Linked DNA regions of Homo sapiens: region 2 is linked to region 1. Evidence: chromatin contacts called from ENCODE Hi-C data. All regions are on one chromosome and are shown on one strand. Each heading gives the region's core, a stretch centred on a gene start or an enhancer-like site at or near the end of the contact. The rest is flanking DNA. Distances are from core to core; before and after follow the strand shown. Region 1 holds the start of HSPA13 (heat shock protein family A (Hsp70) member 13). Region 2 overlaps NRIP1 (nuclear receptor interacting protein 1).

Evidence for each region. Hi-C counts contacts between places; a loop is a spot of excess contacts on that map. Pooled maps may share reads with other maps.
Region 2: a map of naive thymus-derived CD4-positive, alpha-beta T cell shows a loop between it and region 1 (3-fold over the local background). The contact joins the enhancer-like site here to the promoter of HSPA13 in region 1. A Hi-C loop is called at or near these places in 2 of 168 maps with a recorded cell type or tissue (chondrocyte and naive thymus-derived CD4-positive, alpha-beta T cell), 1 of 37 single-sample maps with no recorded cell type and 10 of 50 pooled maps.

Annotation. Positions count from the first base shown.
Region 1 is chr21:14,381,798-14,384,576 of GRCh38, forward strand. HSPA13 (heat shock protein family A (Hsp70) member 13) reads right to left here and starts at 1,349. Exons shown (of 5, transcript NM_006948.5): 1 at 1,298-1,349. The coding sequence starts at 1,322. LOC105369304 (a long non-coding RNA gene) reads left to right here and starts at 969. Exons shown (of 2, transcript XR_007067924.1): 1 at 969-2,779. RefSeq lists enhancers at 1,056-1,365, 1,756-1,885.
Region 2 is chr21:15,004,077-15,006,855 of GRCh38, forward strand. All of the region lies in intron 3 of NRIP1 (nuclear receptor interacting protein 1), which reads right to left. Among named protein-coding and RNA genes, the nearest start is that of NRIP1, 60 kb to the right of the region's middle. RefSeq lists an enhancer at 943-1,878. Within about 2 kb of position 1,420, at least 8 of the 41 ENCODE cell types and tissues checked have a DNase peak (open chromatin) inside an H3K27ac peak, as active enhancers do.

The DNA.
Region 1 (2,779 bases), core at 99-2,598:
CTAATAAATGTAATAAAATGTAAAAATATTTCAATAATATTTGTGCAGATGCTGACAAGAAACAACATTTATCTGGAGCAAAAGCCAGATATAATCTAATATTCTTGATCAATTGATATTTAGATTTTACAGCTTTATAAAAAGCTTCGATTATCTTTTTTTAAAAGCTCCATTATTAAAATTCTCACAAGAAAAACTTTATTATTTTATAAGTCTAAAATTCTCTCCTCGTATCTCACCTCCTTTTCCCTTTCAAAAGGATGAAATGAATAAATGGGATAAAATGATTTTGAAAGTTCCTTAGATATGAAACTGTCACTTCAAAACAGAACACAGTTAACTTTTTATGTATTTAAGTATGAACTAGGGACTTCCTTCTTGCAGTGGTAATATTTAGGGGAGAAGAAGCATAAAGGTGGGCAACCCTGACGGCAACATCTATGAAAGCTTCTTGAAGACAAGTTTCGTTCACTGTTGTATCCCCCAGACCAGGAATAGCAGATGCCCAACAAATACTAATTTAAAAAAAAAAGAAAAAAGAGTAGGAACAAATGCCACGCAGATTGTAAACATAAGCGAAGAAAGATGCCCCTTTAGTTTTTAATGAATCTCGTATTTGGTATCAGGAGGCTGTGTTATACACCTGTGTCCGCTCATATTACATATGACCCAAAACATGAATTTTCAGGGCTCTGTGTTACTAATTGTTAGCTCATCCTCATCAACACATAACTCAAAGAAATAAAACCAAGTGCGAATCCCACTTTCCACTTCCAGCTACAGGCAACATTTCAGAAGCATTTCATCACCTTGGAGACGCGGGGTGGGTGTGTGTGTGGGTGGGGGATAGGTAATTCCAAACCCGATGTGATGGAAAAAGCCTCCAAATTCAGCATCCCTGAGCCGACAGATCCGGATGTAGCTCCTCCCCCTTCCTCCACAAAGGGGTCCTGGAGGTGCACGTTCTCGCAGCCTTCCATAGCTTGCCCCAATTCAACAGGCAATTCAAAAACCTAGGTGCTGTTGAAAGGAACGCCTCCCTAAGCCTGATGTCCCTGGGATGGACACAGCTGGTCGCCGTCTATCCTACCTTGGCCTGCAGGGGCCGGGGCCCTCCTAGAGGCGTCCCCGCCCCCATCCACTCCGAACAGCCGAAAACCGTCTCTAAGTCACCTTTCTGACTCCCCTTCCGCTGCTCCAGCTAGATCCAGGAGGTGAGTCAACCACCCCTGCCCACTCTGGCATCCTCAGATCGCCTCTACGCCCGCAAGAGCAACAAGGACCCCCGGGAACCCACCTAAGATCGTCATCTCTCTGGCCATCACAGTCCCGCCGAACAGGCTTGTGATGACTGTACCAGACGTGAGGCACCGCCCCCACTCCTCCCGGCAGTCCCGCAGCCCCCTGGGAAATGTAGTCCGCTTGCTCTGAGGCAATCGGAGAAGCTATCGCTCTGACCAAAGCAAGGACTTCATCTACCGTGAGGGCGCGGGGCAAAGAGCCTCCATTCAACCGCTGCCAGTGACGACTGAGTCCCCCTTCCACGCAACGGCCGGCAGGACCAGTGAGACTGAGGGGGAGGAGCGCCGTGGCGAGAGACTGGCGTTTATAATCAAACCTGTGGTCCCGCGATCCTACTTGAGGGAAAACAGGCTATCTCTTTAGCCCCGCCCCGCGCTTTGCATTCTGGGAAGCGGAGTTCCAGCCTTTCTCTTTCCGCGGGAGGGAATGAAAGGGAGGGTGAGAACCGTTAGTTATTTCTTTCTTTGGTCGTGCCCCTAATCAGGTCCAGGATTCGAGTTTGTGTTCTTTCGTTTTAATTCCTTTTAAAGCGCGTTCGTTTGCCTGAGATCTAGCTTCTAGATGGCGTTCCTATAGCCTCCCGGAGCCCCAGCCATCCTCCGTAGAAGGGTCCCTGCCGCAGTGCGGGGCCTGAGGGAAGTCGGCTCTGGCGTCCGTGCTCCAACGCTGGGAGCAGCCCTGAAACTCCAGTGACCCTCAGCCGTCTGCCTTTGTTTTGGGATAAATGAATTCAAGCATTCTTCAGTCAATTCGATTTATCCAAGGGATCAGGGACACATTTTCTCTATTGCTAGCACTGACGTGGGCCATTAAAAACAAAAACAAAAACGAAATTAAAAAGAAAACCCTTAGCTCTCTCTTCAAGTAAGTCTTAAGTGGCCAAAATTGACCTTATGGGCAAGTCCTGTAACGTGACAGCCATTTTAGGACGCTTGTGACATGCTGTTCAGGTTCTAGTCTGAAGTAGGATTTTTCTCGCATCTTGGTCACTGGTAGCACTTAATGACTCCTCTGAGAGTGGTTTTGTCATTTTTGCTGTTAGAGTTCACGATAACTAAGATCCTGGAGAATTGAATCCATTTTCTCAGCTTAGATATAAATCAAACCATCCCTGTTGACAACACGTCAGCCTGCTGTGGGAATACATTGCTGGTTATTTCTGACTTATCAATGTGAATTTTGATTATGGAAGCTGAATTCTGGTTGATAGGGATCCATTGTAATGTTCTCTCTACTTTTGCGCATTTTTAAGTATTTCATAATGCGAAATATAAAAAGTGTGTGTCTATAGTGAGTGCTGTTCAATAAGATTCTTATAAGGAGTGAAGAATTCAAGCACTTAGTTCTTAAGTATTACTTGTAATGGGCAGTGGGCTGGAGGTGTTCCAGGCAGACGGAACTCAATTACCAAGAGCACAGAAGCAAGAGATCATCTATTCCATAGATTAGAAAGTGGTGGATCATAAAGCATGAGGTA
Region 2 (2,779 bases), core at 170-2,669, 620 kb after region 1:
ATTTCATGGACCCCCAAAATTGTTTCTCAATAGGAGAAAAATCCTTCAGAATAATAAGTCTAGTTCATTCTAACTTGTTTTCACACAGTCCAACATGTTATCCCCTCAAACAAATTTCTTAAGTGTCGCCCACAAAATCCAAAATATCAGTTTAAATCATCACACTTAAAATATTGTACTTGTCCTGATTCTACTTCAGTCAAAAAGCAACTGGGTATAAATTCTGAGAAAACTGCTTTGCTAATATCATAATGTTGAAGGTAACTTTCTCTACACAATGTCATTTTGTGGATAAAAAAATAACTGCCATGTGTGCTTCTATACATAATACACATAAAGAAAATATCAACCACAAAATTACTCTCTTAGATTGTTCTGCTCCAATCCTGCAGAGGTGATATACATTAAGTCTCAAGCACAGAAAGCCAATGCACTTGGACTTTGTCCAACTAATTTATTTGGTAGTTAACATTCGCAGGCAGTGAAGGAGGAACATGGGGAAACAAGCCCCACCAAGGGGAGCAGATCCAATATGGCTACCGAGTGTTCATGGACATGGTTTCATTGTGCCTTAAAATGTCATGCATGTTCAGAAACAACTTTCTTAAAGTCCATTTTTAACTAAGATTAATTTTTTTTCCATAGAAAAAAGATGGTCTTCCTACATCAGTTCTTTGAAAGTTGAGAAACCTGAATGATACGTGCTGTTATTTCTAAAGAGGCAGGAGAAAATTGCTTAACTAGACTTCTAAATCACAAATGGATAAAAGTGAGGAAGAGAGAAGGTGAGGCAATAAAGAAGCACTTTACTCACCCACCTCCAACACATTATAAATAAATCACAGTTGCCAGAGGGAAAAGTGTGTAACTCCTAGTTCCTAAGTCCAGCCATGTGATAATGTTTCTAGGAGATAGATGTCATGGGGAGAAAACTTCTCCATGAAAAGTTTATCTGAGAATTTGATTTATAAATTATATTTCATCATTTAAAAACTGGGCATTTATAAATTCTCTTAAGTTTAGAATGCAACCCTCTAAAGTCAGACATAAGGAATTCAAAGCAATGACAAATAGATAGGAATGAAGGAGTTAATGCCTTTAGAATTCAGCTTCCATCATACATGGGTGACTATCTCTTTAAATAATTTAAATCCTCTCCATCAACTACAAAGCTGTTTTGAAGCCATTTAGCTTTGTTCTTTACATGTGTTCTAATTAAGAGATGACCTTGTCATCACACACACCAGAAATCCGGGATTATTTCCTACAGCAAAAATTCACAGAGCCCCCCAAAGAAGAAAAAGGGGGGTAAAAAAGTCTTCTTCCTCAGTTCCTCACTAAAGGAAGTTGTTGGTTGGTTGAACGCTGAGGCAGTTTCACCGCATAATTTTTTTGTTGTTGTTGAATGTCACAGGGCGGGTTAGTGTGACCTTGAGCTGCATCAGCAGCACAGCAAGGGTCGAGATGCCTGCAGGCGCCCTTGTACTGGATTTGCAAGACAAAAACCTTCAAACTGGCTGAAGGACATCTTAAATCTCTTCAAAGGTTTTCCGAACTAATCTGGGCTGCTCTTAGCAGGATCTGTGCCAGTGTGAGAAGCAAAATTAAAAACAAGGTCTTTGACAGGATGTTGTCTCCTCTTAACCCTTCCCAAGCAGAATAGAACAAACCACCAGCATTCTGGAGAGAGGGTTTACCTAGAAGCATTCTTTTATAACAAATTATGTAAGCAGACAATCACAAAGAATGGGGCAGTTATTAGTTCTCAAAAGTAAACAACCCTTCCATTGTGCTTATTAAAGAATTCAGGTCGAATTCTTTCTTGACTATATTTCAGTGTAGTGAATGTAAAACTTAAAGCTCTATTTGTATCTTTCAGATTTGTAGCACAGTCACAGGTTAAGACTAAAAAATATTTCCATCAATATTTATCTCTAGAATTTTCATTTTTAAAAAAAAATACATGGTTTTAGTTGGTTAAGTCACAAACTTCACGCATACTGCATATAGCTTACTAAAATTACAGGTAAGGAAAATTACATTATAGCATGTTTACTAAATTTCTTATTCCCAACATGATGAATACATTCTTAAGACGGAAAAAAAAAATCATTAGAATAGTGAGTAACACAAGTAAAACAAGGTAAAGCAATCTCGGTCTTGTTATAAAAACATCAGCATGACATTTGATGTTTTAGCATTACCAGTGCATGGGCCAAAAGAGAAAGTATTAATGCCAGTAGAGGGTGTTTGATTCTTCCCTGGCAATGCTCTCAAAATTTAATTTAGTAGCTAAAGTAGGCAAATGTTTAAATCATTACTCTAGAACAACAAAAGGAAAAAGGTGAATAAAATAGTCCTGGCTTTCAAGAAATAAATAGTCTGGTGGAACAAACAGCTGTAATGCTTAAATCACAATATATGCTAAAATCAGTGTGTCTCCATCTATAACATGCTGGTTTGTCATCATCAGATATAAGGTATGTCATGATTAGTTCTAAAGAGTATTTAGTGTAAGTATTTAGTGTTAAGTACAGAATTTAATAAGGTCTAAGAGGTTGCAAATTATTCCCTTTTAAAAAAACAGACTAAATAAATTCAAGATAACTTGGGTGATAACCACACTTTCACTCACTTGGATTCAGGTATGTTTTCCTGAACAGGACAGGAAAAGGACAGAGTAATAACACCTAGTGAGTAAATAAGACCCGAGAGTGCACAGTGCCGGTGATTTTCTTCCTTAGTCTCTGTGCCAAAGGAGAGAGAGTATATACTGTGC